Linked DNA regions of Homo sapiens: region 1 is linked to region 2. Evidence: chromatin loops called from intact Hi-C (ENCODE). Cell type or tissue: PC-3. All regions are shown on one strand. Links, peaks and the distances in the headings refer to the core of each region. The heading gives the core; the rest is flanking DNA.

Region 1 (5,394 bases), core at 280-5,279, 650 kb before region 2:
GGGCATCATTGATAAGATAACCAAGGTGATTTAAATAAGTAAAAAGTTATTTCAGTTGGGGCCTTGCATATGTAGAGGGGAAATGAAGAAAGTGTTCTCAAGAACTCTGAATCTCAAATCTCACAAACTCCCCACTCTTCCAGTTTGAACTGGACACATCTGTATGTTAGGCCCTAGATTTTACAACTTTATTGCCTTTTCTTTGGACCAGTTTTATGGGAATGGCCTGTGAAACAGCACCTATGCAGAGTAGGGAAAGCTAACTCAAGATAGAGGCAAAACCAGAGAAATCAGGTGTTTACAAGGAGTCAAGAAAGTATTTACCTTTTAAGAAGGGCAAGAAATTGTGGTGAAAATATACTTGAATATATTGAATCTATATTTACCTTTCTAAGCAGGTTATACTTCTCAGTATATAAACATTTGGAACCGAGGGGTTCCAATCTGCATTTTCTTTTTTTCCCCCTTTTATTTTATTTTACTTATTTATTTATTTTTATTTTTTGAGATAGAGTCTCACTCTGTTGCCCTGGCTGGAGTGCAGTGGCATAATCTCGGCTCACTGCAACCTTTGCTTGGACTACGGGTGTGCGCCACTATGCCTGACTAATTTTTGTATTTTTAGTAGAAATGGGTTTTCATCATGTTGGCCAGGCTGGTCTCAAACTCCTGACCTCAGGTAATCCACCTGGCTTGGCCTCCCAAAGTGTTAGGATTATAGGCGTGAGCCACCATGCCCGGCCCAGTCTGTATTTCAAAGATTTGTCTATGAAATGGAACAGTCACACTAAACATACTGCAGTCATACCAATGAGAAGGCAAAATAAATAAATAAATAAATAAACAAAAAATACCCCCCCCCCAAAAAAAACACCAAAAAACCAAAAAACAAACAAATGAAAAACAGAGAACAAAAACCAACACAAAAACCCAAGAACTAGCTGGTGGATTTGTCATTCTTGTATGAAAATTTCTACTTGCCTACAGTGATGGCTTTCCTGCTTTGGGTTTTTATAGTATTTGGCTTTTTGTGAGATTCGTATATTTAAAATAAAATTTAATATCTATTAAATATTAAAGCTACTTGCTGGCTAGTAGTTTCAATAATTTATTATGTATATCTTGTACAATGTCCTAGTTTCTTATTTTTTGTTTTTCTTAGAGCCTCGTAGAGCTTAGATTAGAGTGAGCTGAGTGAGGCACTCAGCTTGGAGACCCAATTTAAGGGGGTTTCAAATACCTCAATAATGAAATTTTAATGAAATATTTAAAAAATCAAAATTAATGCAAAAAATCCACGATGAACATCTTATCAAAATTTTAAATAAAGACAAGACCTACTCTGCACTTGAACAATTCTGTCTCATTCACCTCACCCTAATCCTGGCCCTGGTTCCAATGAAACTTAGTTTAAAAACAAGCATCTAGCCCCCGGGGCATAGTTTATTGGTTAGAAACAAAATCACATTAAGCTCTTATTGATTACTGCATTTTCTGGCACCCCTTAATATTTTGCATCCTAGTCCTGGTCCTACCTCTCAGCTACCCTTAGAGTTGATTAAATCCCACTGTATTACTTCTATAGGTAAAGTTTATGTGAAAGCTCACAGAGGTGATAGGACTAGCCCAGGTTGAGCAGACAAGAAATAATAGGGTTAAACTTACCATGGTTTTATGTCCTCTATCTTCCCAATTAAATTCCTTGAGGATAATATTTTCGGTTCTTATTTCTTTCTGTTATACAGTGCCATGAGTAAAGCAGTCTCCCCAACCCCTGTACTTGTGATTGTCCTGCTATCTGCCTACCATCAGTTATTTGTGTGACCTTAAAGGAGCTGCGTAGTTCTTGTTGTCTACATGGCATCCCAATTCTGGGTAAATTCAATGAAATAGAAAAGAAAAGAGTAGAAAGCAAAACAAAACCTTTCCCTGAAACTAAAATCCACTTTCATCTCACTTACATAGACAAAATAGCTGACTCAGTATTTGAAATTTTTTTTAATCAACTGGTTTGTAGTGATGTATGGATACAAGCAGAGTTCCCTAATACTTAAGACAGATTCATCTCCTTAGTAGAAGTTAGTAGAATTAATAAATAATAATTGAATGCTGTCCACAAAAGACAATGTTTGAGCTGGTAATTATTAGACCAGGTGGCTAGTGTTTCTTCATTTTCTCAAGAGGTGGGAAAAATATAAGAATTTTCAGTCTAATAACAATTATATAAAATAGCACAAGGTATGGGCAGGGGCGTGTGTGATGGCGGGAAAGCAGTGGGGAGGGAGGAGTTGGAAAAGAGGAAAGCACAGTCATCTTATATGGTTTTTTGGTTAAAACTATGAGAGATTTGTGGGTTTCACATCAGTCAACTTTCATTATTCTTGTTCCCATCTTCTCTGATTCACATGGTTTCAGTTTCTTTTGAGACGTCTTTGGTTCAAAACTTTATGGCCATGAAACAGAGTTTTAAAAACAGTTTAAAATTTTTTTAAATTTTAAAACTGTTTTAAACTGTTTTAAAAACAGTTTAAAATTGACAAAAAGTTTTGGAAGCAATCAGTGAGTTTTGCACAACTTTACTAGCAGTTATTTTTAGTGTGAAAAATGGTGCTATTCTATGATAAACATGGGTTAGGAATGTTTATGTCATTATTATGTAGCTACTTAGAGAAATAAGACCACAGTGTTACATATGTTTGTTGGAAATGGAACTTATTGGAAAGTTAAAAGGTGGAGATTATAATATATATACAATATGTGAGAAATATATTTTTTATATATGAGGAATATATTACATGGAGGCATAATTTCATTGTGTTGAAAACAGCATTTGCTTAAACTGGAGAAGAGATAGCTATTTTGCATTCCACAAATTGTATTTAATATTACATTTAAAAAATGATAACTTTCAACAGTTTGAGATCTCTTTTGAAGCCCAGATATAATTTTCATTGTGACAAAATAGGATGAAACAGGAAAGTTATTGAAAGATAGCGTTGATTTAAAAAAGAGGTAAAAAGTATATTTTCTTGTGGAATCAATTTTATATGGATGGCATAAATTTAATCCTTTGACTTATTTGTCTGCTAATCCTGTGATACATAATAAATTCATAGTTCAATTAATTGGATATATTGTATATAGTGACTCATTTAAGGAAAATGAGCTATCATGATCCAGAAGTATTTATGGGGTGACTAAAAGTTCAAGGTGCTGGCTTTACAACATCAGTAAACAGACTTTATACTTCTAGGAACTTAGATCTAAAATCAAAAAGAGAAAAAAAAGGAAGATGACATCAGAAGAAGGTTAAGCAATCAAAAAGTAATCATGCAAGACACATACCGGATGCAATAGAAACTAGATAATCACTCATTTCACAGTTCATTAATAAATATCTACTGGAGGGAGGAAAGGAAAGAAAATGTTTTGAGTACCAACTATTACCAGGCACTGTAACAAATACTTTATATTCTCTCAATTACGGTGAAATGGAGGGCATAAGGCCAAGGCATCCGAGAGAAATCTGAACATATGAGGAAGAACATTAGCTTTCATTCAGGAGGAAAACACATGAAAAATAGGGAGTAGGTGACTGGGCAGAAGTGGAAGGTTTTTAAAAGGTAATTTTGGAAAGTTGGCTACCTGGGACTGTACTGTGGAGGGCTCTTTAGCACAAGCTCAGGCATGCTCATCTTTATGTAGGTAAGGGAACCTGAAGTGTTTTTCAGCAGAGAGAATGTAAATGGCAGACACGATGGAGCCTGGCGAGCCATGGGGCCACGTGGAGATAGGGGGAGAGGAGAGTGGGCTTGACTTTGAAGACAGCGTTCTTACATGGCTCTATAGAAGTAAGTTTTCTTTGAATAGCCCTGACTAGTAGTGATTTTATTCATTTAATTATCAATAATTCAGAGCCACAAATATTTTCTCTGGCTTGCTGTCTATCTAAAAGCATCTGATTGTGAGAAGTAAATGTCGAATAAATAAAATGTTAAATGTTTAGGATAGGCCAATGTTTAGAGTCAGTTGGTGGTGATGTTCAAGGAAAGGTACACAAGAGTGTTCCTCTTCTCTTCCTCCTATTAAAAACAATTTCTTGAGAGAAGTAGGAAGCAGGAATTTCCTGAAGTGAGGAAGGGCAGACACCTGTGACAACTTGGCAAGCGTGAAGATATTTGCACCCTCCATTTCTGGTCCCCATAAATGCTCTTCAATCACTGCAGGCACGTCTGCCTCCTCCCCTCCACTCACACCACTCTTCTGAAGCTCCCTCATAAAACCCTCCTTTCTTTTTCCTTATCCTTCTTAACATCTTGTGGCTTTTTATGCAATTGTTCACCTCCTCTCACCTCTCCAGCCAGATTTCTCTTAATCATCCCACATCTTAACAGGGGTGATTCTCAGTCATCAACAGTCAGTATGATTCTTATATCATTAACATTCTTGAGAGTTAAATAGTTCCAGGAGATTGAGATCACTTAACTTTGCTAAGACCTCAAAAGCATACTATTTTATCCATAGAATACAGTTTTTGGACTGACTGAAACATTTGCCAAAATAATTAATGAATTATTTCCATGTAGATTACAAGTCTTAGTTTCAGTGTCATCCATTCGGGTAGGTGCTCTCTGACCTTTAGGACAATGTCAGGCCACTTAGTGACATTAAGATGTCTTTTAGTAAGGCACCTTTTACTTCTTTTATAATAGTCATCTCATTTCATATTCGTTTGTACCTCATTGAGGATATAAACTGTGTCTTAGGTATTGACAACTGTCTCTCCAAGATTTAGCCCGGGTATGTGTTAAGAACTCAAAGAATACTTTTTTTTTTTTTGGTTAATTGATCAAATGCTATGGACCTGTTCAAGTTCAAGAGATGCACTTTACCTAATATTTAATCTACAGAGCATCCTTTTTAGATATTCTTGCTTTTGCTTTATTTCCTCATTCATGCATCTAATTCCCACTTTCTCTTCTAGGCCATTTTTCTTTATAAACTTTTTTAAAAATATCACTCTATGAGCATTACTATGTGCAGCTAAGGAACAGACAGCAAAAAATCTGTGCTGAGCTATGCATGTAAGGCTTGAGGCTTGGCTTACAGGACAGTTAATCTTTCGGTCTTGGCAAAATTTCAAATCACCATGCATCTTGGGCCTTCAAATTTACTCACAAATTATTGGTACTACAATCTTTAATCTTATACTTTTCATATTAAATGCACTCTCTTCAGATTTTTTTTTCTCCTGGGAAAGTCAGTGGCTGCAATTTTCACCTGTGTATCTCTAAACTTACACCGCTAAGCCTATTCTTTCATGTGAATCCAGCCCCACATCTGATGGCAGCAGGATATTGGCTTTGGTTTGTGAAACTTAACACCTAAGGATTG
Region 2 (5,394 bases), core at 126-5,125:
CGATCTTGTCATTCGTGACAACAAGGATGAAACTACAGGGCATTAAGTGAAATAAGTCACACACAGAAAGACAAACATTACCTAATTTCATATGTGTAATCTAAAAAAGTCAAATTTAGAAGCAGAAAGTAGAATAATAACTGTCAAGGGTTAGAGGTTGGGGAAAATGGACACATGTTTATCAAAGGGCAGAAAATTTCAGTTATGCAGGATGAATAAATTCTGGAGATCTAATGTGCAGTATTGTGATTATAGTTGATAGTGTATTGTATGCTTGAAATTTGCTAAGGTTAAGTGTTCTTACCACACACAAAAGATAACTGTGAAGTGATGGCTATTTTAATTAGCTAGATTTTTGGCAACTTTGTCAAAGATCAGTTGACTGTAAATGTGTAGATTCATTTGTAGGCTTTCTATTCTGTTCTATCCACTTGTATGTCAGTTTTTATGCCAGTACTATACTGTTTTGATTACTGTAGCTTTCTAATACATTTTCAAATCAGGAAGTGTGATGCCTCTACCCTTGTTCTTCTTGGTCAAGCTTGCTTCGACTATTCTAGATAGTTTACGGCTCCATAAGAATTTTATGATGTTTTTTCTATAACTATAAAAAATATTTTCAAAATTTTGATAAGGATTACATTAAATCTGTGGATTGCTTTGGGTATTATGGGCTTTTTAACAATATTAATTCTTCCAATCCACAAAGATGGGACATCTTTCCATTTATTTATATCTTCTTTAATTTCTTTCATCAATGTTTCATTGTTTTACGTGCATAGATCTTTTATCTCCTCAGTTAAGTTTATTCCCAAGTAGTTCATTTTCTTGATGCTATAAATGAGATTATTTTCTTAAATACAATCCTAATCTTAAATATAAAGATTATATTTTTGCCAGTCTTAAATTGTTTTTCACATCAGTCATTGTTAATATACAGAAATGTAAATGTTTTATGTTTATTTTACATTCTCCAACTTTCCTGAAATGTTTATGAGTTCTAACATTTTTTGATGGATGATTTAGGATTTCAGGATTTTCTATATGTAATGTAATGTCATCTGCAGGCAGAGACAATTCTACTTCTTTTCCAATTTGGATGTGTTTTCTTTCTTTTTTCTGATTATTGTTCTGGCAAGCAGGCTTGATGTTTTCGTTAATTGATTCTCCAGAGCTATGTCAGCAAACTATAGCCTGAGGACCAACTTCTGTGTCTGCCTATTTTTGTAAATAAAGTTTTATGAGAACATAGCCAAGCCCATTTGTTTACATATTATGTTTTCATACGATTACAGCAATGTTGATTAGTGGCCCAAAGTTAAGGTATTTACTATCTCTTCCTTTTTGAAAAAATTATGCCAATTCATACTCTACTGCATGTTGTTTGTACATTTCTTGCCACCTCATTCTGTTTAATATAATGGCAGTGACTTGATTTGTCTCATCCCTTGAGCTGAACTATGTAAAAGAAGCACAGTAGAAACACTTAAAACCTAAAAGATGTGGATTAAGGAGCTGTCAACTTCAAGACAATGTCCTGCAGCCCCCAGTACTTACCTGTTGTCTTTTTCATTACATGGAATAGGTGGATGTCGATACATCTCTATGAGCAGGTGTATTTGTATAAGTTAGTCATCTTCTGAATCTCCTATTACAGAACCAGGCCCATTATCAATCATAAGTGTATATTTTTTGACTGCTTCTTATATCTCTTGCTTTCCTTAGTTTTCTTTGTCATGAGGATATTTGATAGCCACATGCTGTGACAACAAAACAACTGGTTAACATAACAAATCCAGTTAAATGTTTGCTTTTTTATATGATGACTGCTATTGAGTTTTAATTTTTTGGCAGAAAAATTTGATTTTATTTTTACCAAATTAATCTGTCTTTTTTCTTTCCCACTGGCAAAAATAGAATCCTTACTCTAGAGTGAGTAATCTTTACTCAATCTTTACTGAATAACTTTCATTTGACCTATGTGTAATCACAGCAGAAGTGCTTTCTCCAGCTGAACTCTTTATTTAAATGACAGGGGTTACGCAGTATATATATGAAAGAGATGAATATCTTCATGCTCCTGCTGAAAGGAGAGAGTGCTTAGCCTGGACCTTCTTCCCACTGCCTATGGAGACCCCACATGGCCGCCTGTGGAATCCCCAGAACTACGTAGGGCACACTTTTAAATCTACTAGAGCTAAGATTTAAATGAAATTAGTAAATTACTCTCTATTGGGGAGTGGCATGTATTTGTATGGTTTAGTGTCTAGAATTACATGCTAAGAAACACTGGCAGGACTTTATTTTAAAAAATAATAAACTGTTTTCAGCTTTGGAAACTTCAAAAAATATTTAAGCACCATTTATCAGAAAAGTCAAACTATTGTTCATCTTCCCATCACTTACAGATATAATCAAGGCATTACATTTTGCAGTACCGAACTTGTTAAAAAGCCATATTTCTAAAAATCCAAGTAACCATTTTGCATATGAAGAGAATACAAAGTTCTGCTGAATGCTAATGTGACCCAGAAATAGCATTACCCTCTCCACATATTGGTTTGGCACATTCTTTTACCTTTAAGTAGAAACAGCAATCAAAGTGCTTGTAGCCATTTCTGAATCTTCTGTCAAAGTTAAAATTGCTTTGTCAATTTCATAAAATGGAAACATTTTATGAAATATTATTTTATTTCTCCTTGGCCTTATCATCATTCTTATATAATAAATATATTACTTGTCCTAATATAATTTATTTAATAATGTATATGTGCCTATAACCATAAGGCAATTCTTAGCAAGGTGTCTGGTTACAGCATATACTCAATAGGTGATCACATTTGTTGTCCTTGTTTGTAATAACTTTAGAGAGCATCAGAAGACTAGAATATGAAAACAAACGGAGCAATACAATATGCTCTACACAAAAGTAATCCTTTGCCATAAAGAGCACATTTTCGTAGACACAAAAATGGAGGTCTACCCTGCCATCTAGTGGATATATTGGGAAATAAAAAAATTTGTTTTTAAGGTTTCAAAGGAAGTTGCATTACATTTCACCAAAATGTTGCATTTTTCTTGAGCAAATAGCATCTGCTCTCTGTATTGCTTTCAGCATATTCTGTGAAGATTTATGCATGAATGAAATAAGATAATTTTCAGAAATCTTGGAAAAAGTGGGACTTGAGGATTACAGAACAGAAGCTAAAAAATTACAGTGCTTAATGAATGTTTTCACATATGGAACATCACAAAGCGAGAGTGAGAGAGGAAGGAGACAAATTGATGCCCGTATCGAGTTGTTTAAAAGAGGGAACAAATAAAAAAGAAACTACTTAGCAAATTTTTAAAGCTTAAAACCAGTCCCCAGGGTTCAAGGAATTATTCTCTAACACATGGAAAGCTTGGCAAAGACGGAAAATATCTTTTGGAAGAAATTTCAGTGTCTGGAAAGAGAAAGAAAAGGGAAGATGAAGAACATGTGATGAAAGAAAGCACAGCATTTATGAAGAATTCGGCAGCTCTGCAGCTGCTGAGAGCGGTGTCTGGCAGTGGCAGTTTTCCTTAACTTCACCTCAGAGCTGTTGGGTTTTGGTGGGAAAGAAAGCATGTTTAAAGAAAAACTTTCAATAAACTGGATGCAAAAAGTTTGCATTACCTTGTTAAAATGAAATACTATCAAAAGACTAATGTAATACCAAGCAAAGTGAATCTCCGGCCAGTTTGATGTCTCTCATGTTTCTGCTTGAGTATATGCATAAGATGTACGTGCCATAGGCCTTGACTTTAAAATGTTTGTGTGATATTGTATAAAAGATGTAGATGATAAACAAAAGAAATTTACAAATACTATTTGAGCTTTCAGAATGATGTGAGACATATTTCTACTAGCGTCCGTTGAAAATGTTCCAATGTGTTTTGCAAAATAATTTTTTAGGAGGAAAACATTGATTAAGACATAGGCTGAACTGTTAAAATTATTAATAAAACTCATCTGTTTGTTAAAAAATTAACAATAACATGGCATTGATTTTATTCAGGATGTCAAAATGTGTTTTTATGATTATGCATGTTTATAGCTTTGTCACACAAGTGACATGAATTCTCGGCAATTAAAAAGGACTTGAATTTCAAGGCACTTTAGGAAGATGATCTGCTCCTCTAGTAGCTCTGCATTTTATCAAGTTATGGTTCTGGAGTAAAGCACTGCAAATTTCAGACCTCCACCTGAAGAAACGGTAGAACCATTTCTTGTTTGTATTGTTTTACAATATTATTACCATGAGACCACAGTAGGGAACTTTACTTTGCCTACCTACCGAAGTGTTATATGTGGATATACAAATTTAAAGAAGCAGAGAAAGATTCTATTACAAAAGAAAAAAATAGTGCATGGAAAAGAAGACTGCCACATCACCCCTCATTACAGCATACAAAGAGTTATTGTGTGAATGTTCAAACTTAGTAACCTCTGCCAGTTGAGCCGCTGGCCTGTCTCTTGGGCAGTTTTTGATGGGCCTGCTAGAGCTATCCTATCAGAAGGAATGAAGAGATTAACAGGAAGAATAGCAGTTTGATATTTTAAAACTTTTGATAGCCAAGTCCATTGTGCTATTCATTCCCAGCATGTTTAGGACACTTTGCAGAATATCAGATAGGAAAATAGTTCCCCTACAGGAAGAGGGAGATCTAAAAGGTAAGGACCCTTAGTTTGGGAACAATATTCTTGGGCTGGCCAGAGGTGAGGGCAGATTGAATTCTGATCTAGCTCATTAGTGATTAGTGCTAGAGTCTTAGAGGGGAAAAAGGGGAGGTTGATAATAAATAGGAATAAAAAATAAAAGTGGAACTATTCACATTGATTTATGAAATGGAGATAATACTTTTTGAGAGCTAACAGACAGCCCCCCACTTTCTCCTATTTATAGCCTTTTGAAAGGAAGAAAATAAATGGTATTTCATGGAACAGACAAGCTGGAGGAATTGTGGTCTTGCAACAGTACAGTGGGTTCTTTAGATGGTTGTGATGACCTAGATACATTGGGCATGGCTAGAGACTTCCAGCCACCTGAGAACCAGGAAGGCAGGTGGCCTTGTAGAGCAAGCCTAAAGTCTGTGAGAAGAGGGACTCCAGAAACTTCTCTGTGACAACCTCCCATTGTCTTACAATAATGTGGCCCTGGGTGTTATAAACCTGCCATGTCATCTCTTGCCCTTAGAAACAGCTGACTGAACCAGAGGTGGACAACTAACCAATGTTTAGCCAATCGGACTCTCTTTTTCAGAAATTTAGAGTTAGAACCACTTCCAACTTGGACCTAATGCTACAAAAGTCTGGACCTCCAATATATAAACTGGAAAACTGTGCTTGATCCATGTTTTTCCATGTGGACA

What was found. Peaks named below come from ENCODE experiments on the same cell type or tissue, not always from the same donor. Only the 100,000 strongest peaks of a DNase experiment are listed, where the experiment ranks them.
Region 1: a loop joins it to region 2, with 8 times the contacts of the local background. A loop is called at or near these places in 4 of 110 quality-filtered maps.

Annotation. Positions count from the first base shown.
Region 1 is chr4:123,669,856-123,675,249 of GRCh38, forward strand. All of the region lies in intron 3 of LINC01091 (long intergenic non-protein coding RNA 1091), which reads left to right. Among named protein-coding and RNA genes, the nearest start is that of LINC01091, 23 kb to the left of the region's middle. In PC-3, for the core only: no CTCF peak of the experiment used is centred there; a DNase peak (open chromatin) is centred at 3,216; H3K4me3 peaks cover 559 bases; H3K27ac peaks cover 1,292 bases.
Region 2 is chr4:124,319,444-124,324,837 of GRCh38, forward strand. No RefSeq gene overlaps it. Among named protein-coding and RNA genes, the nearest start is that of LINC02516, 240 kb to the right of the region's middle. In PC-3, for the core only: CTCF peaks have their summits at 3,000 (motif pointing left) and 3,199; no DNase peak of the experiment used is centred there.